Linked DNA regions of Homo sapiens: region 2 is linked to region 1. The links are chromatin loops, found by intact Hi-C in ENCODE. Cell type or tissue: endothelial cell of umbilical vein. All regions are shown on one strand. Each heading gives the region's core, and the rest is flanking DNA. Links, peaks and the distances in the headings are about the cores only. Region 1 overlaps LINC01720 (long intergenic non-protein coding RNA 1720). Region 2 has its middle 100 kb from the start of LINC01680.

Region 1 (7,463 bases), core at 3,078-5,577:
CTGTAAGCCAGGAAGACAACCCTTGGCTGATCTTGAGTATAGAATTTCCAGTATCATAATTGTGAGAAATAAATTCCTGTTGTTTACGCCACCATGACAATGGCTATTTTGCTATGGCAGCCTGAGCTGAATTATACAAGCTTATGTGGCATACATGTATAACATATATCTATTTATATTATGTTTAATAATTTTTGTTGTTAACATTTGCTTACCCTATATTCTTTTTTAAAATTTTCCATTAATGCTTAACATTTTATTTTAGTAAAAATACAAAGATTATGTTCCATCATTAATCATTCTGATATCGTCTAAGTGTCTACACCTTATTTATTAAAATTAGATCTTGATGATCTTTTCAAGAAATAATTTACTGTACAATGTGTAAACAGTTTGTAACATTCTACAATACTTATTTCTCTACCAAAAATATGCCCAGTGTACTGATGTTATATACAAATTAATACAAATATCCAAATTTTTAAAAAATTTAAGCCATATAATAAATATAATAGCAAGTGCATTGGATAGCCTAGTGAAAAAACTGGAGAAGGAAAGGAGTTCCAAAAGTGAAACTCATAATTCATATTAATAAGAAAATTTGAGATATTTGTTTTATTAGTTTTAGAAAAACTGACAAAACAATAACATGCAACTGCCTTATTCTATGAGTTTATAGGATAATTTGATATAACTTAGTTGTACACATTTCTTTTTTTTTTTTTTGAGACGGAGTCTCTCTCTGTCTCCAGGCTGGAGCGCAGTGGTGAAATCTCGGCTCACTGCAACCTCCTCCTTCTGGGTTCAAGCGATTCTCCTGCCTCAGCCTCCCGAGTAGCTGGGACTACAGGCGCGCACCACCGCACCCAGCTAATTTTTGTATTTTTAGTAAAGACGGGGTTTCACCATGTTGGCCAGGATGGTCTCAAACTCTTGACCTCATGATCCGCACACCTTGGCCTCCCAAAGTGCTGAGATTACAGGCATGAGCCACCGCTCCGGGTCAGTTGTACACATTTCTTATTCCTAATAAGTGATTTCTTTCATAAGAAAATTCCCATCTAGTATTCTAGATCTTATCATTCTAAAACCTTGATTTAGGGTTCATTAATATTCATTCAATATAGGTTAACTTTGTAAATTTTGCCACCACTAACGTAAACAGTAGTTCATGTTTATATAAAATTAGCTGAACATAACCCTCACTAGTAAAATTTAAAGGAAGTTCTCTAAGCCCTTCTAAATTATTAACTCACCTTTGGAAAAAATTATGAATGTCATTAGTTAAAGGACATTCTATTTGGCATGGGCATTACATTTGATATACCCATTTTATTTTCGCTGGATTGTCATGCAAGGCTGCTGCCAAACTGCTTACATAAATCCATAGATAAGTTGTTTTCTAGTAATTCCCAAAGTTACTAATGGTGTGTCAATTCTAGGGATAGGACAGTAAGTGTCAGGGTTGGTTGCAACATATAATTATGTATTATTCATCCAGAAGCTAATTGTGCCATCCAGTTGGAAAATAAGAACACTGAGAATCCCCAGAGCCTATAGAGACTAATAATCCTTGTTTTTACAGCAGTTCAATCTAATTTCTAATGTCACCTAACAATTCTGGCTAGGTTTTCAATATGGCAATTTTTTCTTACATTTGCTTCTAAACTCCATGACAGATAAATCAGTTTTATCTGTCATGGAGTTTAGAAGCAAATGTAAGAAAAAATTGCCATATCGATACCTGGTTTTCCTTTGAGTATGTCTTCAGTGATCTAGATATGGACAAATTGCTCCTCTTTACTGACATTCTAAGACTTGGTAGTTCAGCGGAGCAATAGTCAAGCAAAGTTAGAAAGGTTCATATTGCATGCTAGCAGGGTGAATATTCACTAGACAGAAGAGCAATCTGTGGATTTAGTAAGGAGGATCATTCTCTGTGAATAGTAATGTCTAGATCTGAGACAACATTTTATATAGTCAGCAGATTCTTTGGAAAAATTGAAGTGTTTTATTTTAAAATCTGAATCGAGATTCATATATAGATTCATATAAAGAAAAACATATATACATCTTTTTACAACCATAATCTTAGTATTTTCCCCAAATTAGGAATGTGTGCAGTACCCTTCTGCCACATTTTTTAAAAAAAAATTTCCCATCTGTTCATCCTCGAAAACTCAAATATCTCAGCCATACCTAACATACCACAGGCTCACATTTCGTGATTGCAGGTGAAATACTTCCTATGGTGATATCAACACTTTTCTCCTGCCCAGTGCCAATTCTTATTCTCACCACATTTCAAGAAATACTGTGCTCCTCCCTTTAATCAGTTTGAAATTCCTAAGGTGGAACCAACTGGTAGGAAATTTAAGACCAGTGGAAATGTATGTCTATATTTGGACAGTATCAAGAAATACTGTGCCATGTTGTGTCAATATTTTTTCTAGCACTTCATTCTAAATCGTAATAGCTATCTATAAAATATTTGATGAGTTTAAAAATATATAAAAATAAAAGCTTTATCTTGAAAATTTTGTAATTATATATGCAAACAGAATATATAGATTGAATGTTCATCAGAAAAGTTATTTTAAGGACTATTTCCTAGGCCTCTAGGAATATATCAGTTTCTTCCTCTACATATTTAGCCACTCTTATTTGTTGCAGATAGTATGACTATTGCATTTATCTTTAGAAATATCCATCATTAGATGGCATGCTACATATGATTGTAGATTTTTATCAGAAAATATGTGTAATTATCTTAGAAATAATGGTTATAGTAGTTAAACATTTATTTTTTTAATTGTTAACTTTATTCAGACTTACTCAGGGACTGAAACTGAGCTCTACCAATGTAAACACCAAAAAGTGTGGAACAGGGGGAATGCAGGAATCTAAAATAGGGAGAAGGGAAATATAGGTGTTAGAGACAAAAGAGACAGGCATGTTTGGATACTTATTCAAAGGGGTCTCAGGCTTGTTCTAAATGTGATCTCAATGAAAAAGAAAAATTTTTCTGCTTCTTTTGAGCACCAAATCTATGATTAAGAATTTGCTCCTTTGGATTCTAGCCTAAACCTGTAATATTTTTCAGCTGTTTGAGGGCACAACTGGAACAGGGGTTAAAACACAAAGTTAAAAATACCATCCGATTTTGGTGTTCTGAATTCTAAATTTACTAATGCCTCCCTAGACTGTAGCTAGGTTGATCATAGTTGACGTTCCATCAAAATATATATGGTGCATTTCATATTTGCTCTTTCACATATATAAATATATCATAGTTTCTGGGAATTGCATTAAATGTATGTAAAGATATCTACAGTGTTCCTTATGTTCTGGGAGATTTATGAAACTACATGAAATATAATTTAAATGTTTATTTTTATATGTACTTTTACTGTATTTGATTGTATGTTTAGTCTTTATTACATAATTAATAAACAATATAGATCAAAATTGGTATAATTGCTCTCTGAAACATGTTTCCATTTTCATAAGAGACTATACATTTTTAGGGACATCATTCATATCTAGAACTCTCTCATTTTCCAAAGAGAATTGCCATGAAATTCTCCTTTAATGATTGTTTATTTCTTCTCTACAAAACACCATGACAACATTTTCATTTCTATGTTTATTCAAAATTATGATGATTAAATGATCCTGAATATAGTAGAATATAGTGAAAATCAATAGGGTGAAATTCTTCATAATCATCAGGAAATGAGCAAAACATGTGATAACCACATAATCATCAAAAATGGATCAAAATATATTATCAAAAATCAAAATAGAAAATAATATATAATCTCATGATACACAATTTCCTTGTTATTTTTAAGCTCATGCATAAGTGTAAATGATTGTTCTTTGCTTGTTTTGTTTTTATTTCAGTGCACTTATATGATACTCATATAATTAAAATTATAGAAATAGATCTGTAAATGTAGATTAATATAAGTAATCACTTTTTAGTGAGTTTTTGCACACACAATTTTTCCAATTACAGTTGTCGCAATTCCGATTTTTATATGCTCATTCTAAATTGTTACTCTGGCAATTGGTTCCTAAATATGTTAAATTAGAAGCATTATTTTCTGCCAAATTCTATCAGTTATTATTCTTCAGTCTTTAAGATATTGTAAGATATTAAGACGACTGGCCTTTCTAGCTCAGTAGCTCAAATAAAAGGGAAGAGTGCTTTTTTTTTTTTTCAAGTTGAAAGCATTTGAGAGTGGGAATAATTCCAACAAATGCAGCTGAAGTGCTTATCCAGTTGTCAGTTTGATTCTATATCATTTTGTTTGTTTTTTATAACTATGTTTATAGATTGTTAGCATTTGAAAGCACTCTACTTGCTAGGAATTTGATAAGTGATTAAAAATTTGGCAAATGTTTTCTCCAAGAGCTTCTAAATAGATTCTATAAACAAAGCCAAACAAAGTGAGGTGCAGTGTGAATGATGATTTACCCTAATCGTTTCACACTATTTAATGAGTACAGTAAGAGATATGTTTAGGATATTTTTTCCTTTCCATGAGGCATTGGGAAATATATGAGTATATAGCTGTCTTTCCACAAGAGGGCTTCATCTTTCAAATCAGCATTATCATACTTACTTGGAACTATGCCCAGAAAAGTCTATTGCTTGTTAGTTTATTGAATCAAGAAGAGTTTCTACTGGAATATTTGATAACTCTTCTGGAGAAGAATTTGTGGAAACATAGATTTGTGTATATGTGTATATTTGGGGAAAATATAGGCCTACATGTTCAAATATTATTTACATACATATGTTTGAATTATTGACACATATATGATTATAATTTTATAATCCTATTATTCTACAAGAGATTCTTTTTCTGAAGAAAATTTTTAGACAACTGTACTAGTTAGGGTTCTCAAGAGAAACAAAGCCAACAGGATCTATATATCTTATAAATTTCATTCCCTCCCTCTGTGTGTATGTATTTGTTTATGTACATATATGTGTATATATGTGTATAGATACACAAGCACATATGTGTATGTATGTCTATTTATCTACAAAGATTCATTATAATGAATTTGCTAATGCATTTATAGAGACTGAGAAGTACAATAATCTGTTGTCTGTGGGCTGAAGACTCAGGAAAGCTGATGGTGCAGTTCCAGTCTGAGTATAAAGTCCTAATTACTATGAGTGCTGATGGTGGTGTAAGTCCCAATCCAAGGGTGGAAGAAGACCAATGACTAAGCTCAAACAGGCAGAGACAACACATTATACCTCTTTTGCCTTTTTGATCTATTCAGATTAGATGATTTCCACCCACATTGAGAACGACAATCTACTATACTCCTATACTCGGTCCACTGATTCAAATGCTAATCTTATCAGAAACACCCTCACAGACACACCCAGAAATCATGTTTGATCAAATATGTAAACATCCTGTTCTTAAACCAATCTGGATGACACAAAATTTAATCATCACAGAAGTTCATTTTCAGTTTTTATATACCAGAATTTTTAAGGTAAATTGTTGACTCTAAGATGTTTCTCTCCATATCACTCAACAATCATTTTTTATTTTACATTATATTCACTAGTATATTATTTTTTAAAATTATCCATATCACTTGCTAGTCAGTTATGCATTATTAACTTGATGGTTATATAATTATCATTAAAACAGTATGTTCCAAGCCTTTTCTAAAAAAAATTCTTTATCTCATATACTCCATGATTACGTTAGATGTTTATTATAACAGGGATAAGTACTATGTGTTAAAACTAGGATTCAAATTCTTGTTTTGTGGGCCAATTTATTTAAAATTATTTACAGAAAGAAGCAAGCATTTGAATAATGTTTGTGCAGGAAAATAAGAAAAATGATTTAGATTTTTGCCCAGTTTACAGGGTTAATAGAGAATCAGAAACAAATTGAACATACATGTTGATGTTATAAATTGCATTAATATAATTTAACACCACTTGTACACCATGTATACAGGTTTGGAAAAATATTAAAAATTTTAATAAGTGCTTTTCATAAGATAAATATGGCTACAATTTTATTTTAGTAACATCTATCTATATATTTCATAGAAGTTGTCTATAAAATGTTATAATTTGGCCTTGTATATGGATTTTCCAAAGCTACTATACAATGAGATTGAAAGAAAATTTAATTTTTATAAGAAGTGTTATTAAGTTTTTGAAATAGAAGAATATGTAATATTGATGGTTAATATTGAATGTCAACTTGATTGGATCAAAGAATGGAAAGTATTGTTCCTGGGCATGTTTGTAAGGGTGTTGTTAAGGAGATTAACATTTGAGTCAGTGGACTGGGAGAGACAGACCCATTCTCAGTCAGGGTGGGCACCATCTAATCAGCTGCCAGGGTGGCTAGAATAAAGCAGACAGGAGAAGATGGAAGAGAAGACTTGCTGGGTCTTCCAGCCTTCATCTTTCCCCGATGCTGGATGCTTCCTGCCCTCAAACATCAGACTCCTAGTTCTTCAGTTTTTGGATTTTTGAAATTTACGCCAGTGGTTTACCAGGATCTCTTGGGCCTTGGCCACAGACAGAAGGCTGCACTGTAGGCTTCTCTACTTTTGAGGTTTGAATCACCACTGGCTTCCTTGCTCCTCAACTTGCAGATGGCCTATGGAGGGACTTTACCTTGTGATCGTTTGAGTCAATTCTCCTTAATAAACTCTCTTTCATATTACACATATATCCTATTAGTTCTGTCCCTTTAGAGAACCCTAACTAATACAGTAACACTTGTAATGATACATGAAACTATGTTTTTATTTGTGAACAACCAAGCTAGGAATCCTAATTTACAAACTGTAGCTTGATTCTTGAGATGCCATATCATTTTGAAGCCACAGTGATGACTCTTTGTGTTATAGATAGCATTAATTCACTGATTTCTTTGCCATCACATTTACAATCTTCTACTCCAGTCAAACAGGCACATGGCAGTCAGACTAATCAAGTCATCATATCAGTCTTCTCTTCTTTACCTGCTAACTTTTTCTTGTCATGCTCAGAATAAAATCCAAACACCTTATGTGATCCATGGAACTCTGCACGATCTAGCCTCTGCCTGTCATGTTCATTTCTTTCTCTGCCAATTTCTTTCTTGTTAACTCTGGTCCAACCATGGCTACTTTTGTCCAAGAAAGCATATTGACCACTTGAAGTGAAATATGCCTAATCAAGATTAAGATGGAAGTGTAAATGCACAATTTCAAAGCCTTTATACAAAAAAAAGTAAAATAGCGCAGTAATAATTTTTGTATTGAGTGCATGTTAAAATGGTAATATTTCATGTTAAACAAAAATATATAATTCAGATTAATTTTACCTGTTTTAAAACATGTATCTTTAAAGTGGCTACTAAAACATATACAATTACATATGTGATTCATATATGTGGCTTATATTATGTGTCTCT
Region 2 (7,463 bases), core at 2,748-5,247, 370 kb after region 1:
CTGCAATAGTCTCTTAATAAATGACCACTCACTTCACACAGGGACTTTAAAGGTATTTCAGAGACATAAACCTGAACCTGTTATTCTTAGATTTAACTGTTCAGTGACTGTATTAGTCCATGCTTACACTGTTGATAAAGACATACCTGAGACTTGGCAATTAAAAAAGGACAGAGGTTTAATGGACTCACAGCTCCATGTGGCTAGGGAGGCCTCATAATCATGGCAGAAGGCAAGAGGCATGTGTCACATGGTGGCAGACAAGAAAAGAGAATTAGAGCAAAGAAAAAGGAGATTCCCCTTATAAAACCATCAAATCTCATGAGACTTATTCACTACCATAAGAACAGTTTAGGGGAACGGCCCCCATGATTCAATTATCTCCAACCAGTTCCTTCCCACAACATGAGGGAATTCTGGGAGCTATGATTCAAGATGGGATCTGAGTGGGGACACAGCCAAACCATATCATTGTGTGATATGTTTGTGAAGTACCAAATAAATGCTAGTTCCTTCCTACAGATTTTGGAGAGCAGAAATTGGTAAAAGCAAATGCACAATTTAAGATTGTTTAGAAGGAACTTGGATTTTAAAAAAGTAATTTCCATTTAATCCATTTAATTTAGAACATAAAGAACCTTCCTTCCTTCCTTCCCTTTCTTTCTTCTCTTCTCTTTTCTTTTCTTTCTTTCTTTCTCTCTCTTTTTTTATGTCTTTCTTCTTTTCTTTCTTTCTTTTTTTTTTTTTTTGAAATGGAGTCTTGCTCTGTCCCCCAGGCTGGAGGGTAGTGGTGGGATCTCGGGCTCACTGCAAGCTCCGCCTCCCAGGTTCACACCATTCTCCTGCCTCAGCCTCCCGAGTAGCTAGGACTACAGGCACCCACCACCACACCTGGCTAATTTTTTGTATTTTTAGTAGAGACGGGGTTTCACTGTGTTAGCCAGGATGGTCTCGATCTCCTGACCTTGTGATCCACCCACCTAGGCCTCCCAAAGTGCTGGGATTACAGGCATGAGTAACCACACCCAGCCCTTCCTTCCTTCCTTCCTTCCTTCCTTCCTTTCTTTTTCTTTCTTTCGTCTTTCTTTGTCTCTTTCCTCTTTTTTTTTTTTGAGACAGGGTCTTGCTATGTTTTCCATGCTGATCTCAAACTCCTCAACTAAAATGATCCTCCCATCTCAGCCTCCAGAGTAGCTGGGATAACAGGTGTGTACCATCATGCCATGCAGATAATATTTCTTATCTAGTAATAAGGAGGAAGCAACTTTTTATAGTTTTACTATACTGATACACATAATGACAAATGGATTTTCTTAGTTAATAGCTATAAAGAAAAAAATAAGGAATAAAGAAGGAAATATAGCTCCAGAAAATCAGGAAGATGTATCTGACACATTGTGGAAACCCATTTTGGGAAATTGTGGCAATCATAATTATACAGATATTAATATAAAGTATAACAAATTAATAGGATGTTTTCTAGAACTACTAAGAAATTGTGGCAAAATATAATTTGGCTACCCTGATGATGTGCAGTGGTCTTTTTACTGAGCTGAACAATATAGTAGATATCACCTTGATAGAAATAGATTAAACATGCAATTGCAAAAATCAATTGAAATTTGAAAGGAAAGTCCGACTACTGTTGGGATGTTTATAACTTAATAGAATTTTTGTAGCACTATAGTTAATGAACTAATATAAGAGATTCTTGAAAATTGTGTTTATGTCGAAATCCTTATTGTTCTACCTATATAAGACAGTGGAAGGAATTCAAAATAATGGCAACTTTTTAAAAGTCAATAATCCTGCTGGGTTTTTCTGTAATGTTTTGGAAAGAGAAGGGGAGAAAGAGAGTGAGAGAGACAGGAGAATATTATGAATTGATGTTTTTGTTATTGTTGACTGCATCCATCCAGCACAACATTGCTAATGCTTTAATTTAGACTCTTTATATTCTTGTTCCTGCCACCACAATGATTTTATTCCCAACTGGCCATTCATTCCTCCCACAGGACCTAACAAAGCCCTCATTCTCACCATCCATAAAACCACCAAGAACAATATTTCCAGAACCCATGTCTCATAAAATAATAATTTGATTAAAATTACCCAATGGGTTCATATCATTTGAAGAGAACACTCAGAAACCTTTAACATGTCATCGTAACTGCTACAACTAGTCACTTCAGAGTGATTACCTTCAAGTATCACCCACCTATTCCTTTCTTCTTTTATGCTTTTCATTGTGACCTATGGACAGATCATTAAACACAACACCGTACATTCAAGATGTCTTTTACAAAACATTTTCCTCTACTTGTAATATTATTAGTCAATTTAACTATTTTTACTCAGTTCTCAAGCACCACTTCAATTAGTCTCTTTCTCCTCACCACTCCCATCCTGCTCTAATGAGCAGAGCTCATCACTCTGTCTACTAGCCACCACTGCACACATGATGTCTATGTGCATTGCCTGATCTTTCATCCATTTTTATAGTAATATTCTCTAGTAGGTTGAACTCCTTAAGGCAAAGACCAAAGCTCCCTTAATTATATCGCCTAATATCTATGGCAATTTATCTTATTTAATATATTCTCAGTCAAGGGATATTAGTTACATGAAGAAATGATGAATTAATGCTTTTGGTACTCAAAAAAGGGAATAAATTCCTGGTACTCTGATTTTAATCAAGTAAATGTAGTCTCTCTGCCTTCTCCCAACCCCATCCTCAGCTATGAGAACTTCTCATAGGTGATTTGCTTAGAGAAAGTGCTTTTAACATTGTTTCAAGGACTCACTCAGATGCTCCAAAAAATATTGTTAGGGAGAGAGACAAAATAGCCAACTAGACCCAGCCAGGAAGTGCTGCTCTCACGGAGAGAAACACAAATATCGAGTAAATCAACATACTTTGAACAGATTTCTTCAGAGTGAAAAACTGAGAGTCCATACAGAAGCCGAGGCTGAAGAGGGAGGAAGCCAGGAACTCTGCATGGCGTTGCTAAACTTCAGGGCTAGTTCCCAGCCCTGACCCTAGGGAAAGAGTGAGAGAAGGGATGGCAGGGCAGCCCACTCTCACCACAGATCTCTGGGACTCTAGCTATAGGAAATTCCATGCCCTCCCAAGATATTTCAACTGGTTAGGGGATCTGCCTGGAGGGGAGGCAGAGGCAGAGTTCGAAGTTTCATGGAGCCTAGGGGCTTTTGTGCATGGGGAAGTTACAGTGGAATGTGGCCAAAGATGCCTATCCCCCAAGGCTCCCCATCTTCCTGAGCAGCTCCAACCCCACTGACTGTCAGACCAAAAGACAGCAGGGCCGACTTTCCAGTGGGACAGGGACACGTCTGTTCTTCAGGCCCTCCTGACTGCCAGCCCCTCCTAAGACCACTGCCTGGCCGCTCCCACAGGAGCATGTGCACAGCACAACCACCACTGCACAGCATGGGTGCTTTGTTGGCAGCAGCTGAGGAGCACTTCAGATCCCACAGTGCAGCCAGGGTCCAACCCCAAAGGACTGGAAGGTGGATTTGGTAGGCTGGTCCCAAAGCCCAAGGGCTGTAGCAGGTGGCTCAGGAGTGCCAAGTGGAGATCTGTTGCCAATGCTCAAGTTGAGGAGGAGCTCCCACTTTCTGAACACTGAGAAGGGTGAAATGGGCAGGTGCAGGAGCAGGGTATGCCTCCCTCCACAGGGCTGCTCTAGGAAGGTTATAGCCTGTTCGCCAGTTGGCCTCTGATAAAGGGAGCCTCATGGCCTGGAACGGCTAACAAAGGAAATGTGGGTGCAGTGCCAGTGATTGGAGGGGGCTCCTCCAAGGTCCAGGAGCAGACCTGGTGGGGGTCAGAGCCCCCCAACCACCACCACAGAACACTGTCGCTAATGCTTTGAAATACAAAAGAGCCACGCCTGTAATCCCAGCACTTTGGGAGGCTGAGGCGGGCAGATCCCAAGCTCAGGAGATGGAGACCATCTTGGCGAACATGGTGAAACCCCGTCTCTACTAAAAATAAAAAAAAAAATTAAAAAAATAAAAAAAAATTAGCCGGGCGTGGTGGCGGGCACTTGTAGTCTCAGCTACTCGGGAGGCTGAGGCAGGAGAATGGCGTGAACCCGGGGGGCGGAGCTTGCAGTGAGCCAAGATCGCGCCACTGCAGTCTAGCCTGGGAGGCAGCGAGACTCCGTCTCAAATAAATAAATAAATAAATAAATAAAAATTAAATAAAGAAATACAGAAGAGCCATGAGGCAATGTAAGAGCCTATCTGCTGGCCATTACACTTAAGCGCCATCTCCTGGATTGCATCCCAAATGGCAACAAAAAATTCAGCCAATAAATAATCACCTGTTTAAACCAGGTCAAGAATCCAGTTACAAGAAAATTCTCTACAGAGCTTTGGCCCACTGAAAGCACACAAAAATGAAGCCAACTGACTATATTTGACTTACATCACAGGAAAAGGACCACTAGTCCTCTCAGATGAAAAGGGATCAGCACAAGAATGCTGACAATTCAAAAAGTCAAATGTCTCTTTACCTCCGAACAAGTGCACCAGCTTCCCAGCAATGGTGCTTAACCAGATTGAAATGATTGAAATGACAAAGAATTCAGAATCTAGGTGTCAAAGAAGCTAATAAAAATACAGTAAAAATTCGAAACACAATCCAAGTTATCCAAGGAATCCACTAAAATGATCCTAGAGCTGAAAGGTGAAATAGCCATTTTAAGAAAGGACCAAACTGAACTTCTGGATTGAAATATTAACTACAGGAAATTCATAATACAGTCAGAAGCATTAACAGGAGAATAGACCAAAGTGAAGAAAATATCTCAGAGCTTGAAGACTAGTTCTTCAAATCAACTTGGTAAGACAAAACATTTTTAAAAGAAATTAAAAATAAATAAAACCTCTCACAAATATGAGATTATGTAAAGAGACAAAACCTACAACTCATTGGCATTCCAGAGAGAGAAGGAGAGAGGGTAATTAACTTGAGAAACGCTTTTGAGACTATAATCCATGGAAATTTTTCCAATCTCACTTGAGAGTTTGTCATGAAAATTCAAGAAATACAGAGAACCCCTGTGAGAAACAATATAAGAAGACCATCCTGAAGGTACATAGTGATCAGATTCACAAAAATCAACATGAAAGAAAAAATCAAAGGCAACTATAGAGAGGAATCAGGTCACCTACAAAGGGACACCATCAGGCTAGCAGCAGACCTCTCAGCAGAAGATCTACAAACCATAGGAGGGAGATTAGGACTCTGTTTTCAGCACTCTTAAAGAAAAAATAATCTAAGCAATAATTTTCATATTCTGCCAAACTAAGATTAATAAGTGAAGACAAAATAAAATGTCTTCCAGACAAGCATATATTAAGGGAATTCATTACCACTAGACCAGCCTTATAAAAGGTTGTTAAGGGAGTACCAAACATGGAAACAAAAGAATGATACCTGCTATAACAAAAACGGACACTATAAAATAACTACACTATCCAATTGACAAAACAACCAGCTAACAACAACATGACAGGATCAAAATCTCATATATCGACAGGATCAAAATCTCATATATCAACACCAATCCTAAGGTAAATGGCCTAAATGCCCCAGTTAAATGGCATAGAGTGGCAATCTAGATAAAAAGACAAGACTCAATTGTCTGCTGCCTTCAAGATACCTATCTGACATGTAACAATATACATAGGCTCAAAAAAAAGGGATGGAGAGAGATCTACCATGGAAACCGAAAACAAAAATGAGCAGGAGTTCTTATTCTATTATCAGGTAAAACAGACTTTCGATCAACAACAATCAAGAAGGGCAGGGAAGAATATTACATACTAATAAAGGGTTTAATTCACAAGATGTCTTAACTGTCCTAAATATATACACACCCAACATTCATCGCTCAGATTCATGAAAGTTATTCTTTACCTACAGAAAGACTTAGACAGCTACACAGTCATAGTAGGGGACTTCAGCACCCAACTGACAGCATTAAACAGATCACTGAGTCAGAAAAATAACAAAGAAATTCTCAACTTAAATTTAACATTCAATCAATTGAATCTAAGCCCTCTAGCAAATACTCCACACAACCACAGACTATACATTCTACCCATTTGCACATGGAACATACTCATACTGTAAGACAGACCACATGTTTGGTCATAAAGCAAGTCTCATTAAATTCAAAAAAATCAAAATCATATCAAGGATATTTTTGGAAAACTGTGCAATTAAAGTAGAAATAAATACCAAGAAGATATCTCAAAATTGCAAAAATACATGGAAATCTAAATACTTGCTTCTGAATTTTTTTTTGTTGAGCAACAAAATTATAGCAGAAATAAAAAGGTTCTTTGAAATTAATGAATATAGAGATAAAATTTATGAAAATCTTTGGAATGCAGCTAAAGGAGTGTTAAGAGGAAAATTTACAGTGCTAAACACCTTTAGTAAGAAGTGGAAAAAATCTCAAATTAACAATCTAACATCACACCTAGAGAAACCAGAAAAAAATAACAAACCAACCCTGAAGCTATCAGAAGAAACAAAATTGAAATTAAAAAGTCCATACAAAAGATCAATGAAACCAAAAGGTGGTTATTTGAAAGGACAAACAAGATTCACAGACTGCTAGCTAAATTAACAAAGAAAAAAATAATAAATCCAAATAAGCACAATCAGAAATGACAAAAAAGACATTATAACTGATCCCACAGAAATACAAAAGATCCTCAGAGGCTATTATAAACACCTCTATGCAAACAAACTAGAAAATCTGGAGGAAATGGATAAACTGCTGGAAACACACAAACTCCCAATATTGAATCAGGAACAAATTAAAACAAAGACCAATATCAAGTTTCAAAACTGGGAGAATAATAAAAATCCTACTAACCAAGAAAAGCCTGGGAATTAACAGCCAAATTCTACCAAATATACAAAGAATTGGTACCAATCTTACTGAAACTATTCCAAAAAATCTAGGAGGAGGGACTTCTCCCTACCTGAATCTATGAAGTCAGCACTGGTCTAATATCGAAACCAGGCAGAAACACAAAGATAAAAGAAAACTTCAGGCCTATATCAATGAACATACATGAAAAAGCCTAAAAAAATACTAGCAGACTCAATCCACCAGCACAACAAAAATTTAATTCAGATTGATCAAGTAGGTTTTATACCTGAGATGCCAGGTTGATTCAACATATACAAATCAATAACTGTGATTCACCACAAAAGAGTTAAAAATAAAAACTATATGATCATCTCAACAGATTTAGAGAAAGCTTTTGATAAAAATATAACATCTCTTCATGATAAAAACCCTCAAAAACCAGACATCTAAGGAACATACCTCCAAATAATAGCTCTTCATGATAAACACACATCTAATATCGTACTGAATGAGCAAAAGCTGGAACTCTTCCATGTAAGGACTGAG

What was found. A loop is a pair of places that touch in the nucleus more often than their neighbours do. Peaks named below come from ENCODE experiments on the same cell type or tissue, not always from the same donor. Only the 100,000 strongest peaks of a DNase experiment are listed, where the experiment ranks them.
Region 2: it touches region 1 in a loop (8-fold over the local background); 3 of 110 quality-filtered maps call a loop at or near these places.

What each region holds. Positions count from the first base shown.
Region 1 is chr1:190,750,369-190,757,831 of GRCh38, forward strand. All of the region lies in intron 2 of LINC01720 (long intergenic non-protein coding RNA 1720), which reads left to right. Among named protein-coding and RNA genes, the nearest start is that of LINC01720, 130 kb to the left of the region's middle. In endothelial cell of umbilical vein, for the core only: no CTCF peak of the experiment used is centred there; a DNase peak (open chromatin) is centred at 4,623.
Region 2 is chr1:191,122,736-191,130,198 of GRCh38, forward strand. No RefSeq gene overlaps it. Among named protein-coding and RNA genes, the nearest start is that of LINC01680, 100 kb to the right of the region's middle. In endothelial cell of umbilical vein, for the core only: a CTCF peak has its summit at 4,301 (motif pointing left); no DNase peak of the experiment used is centred there.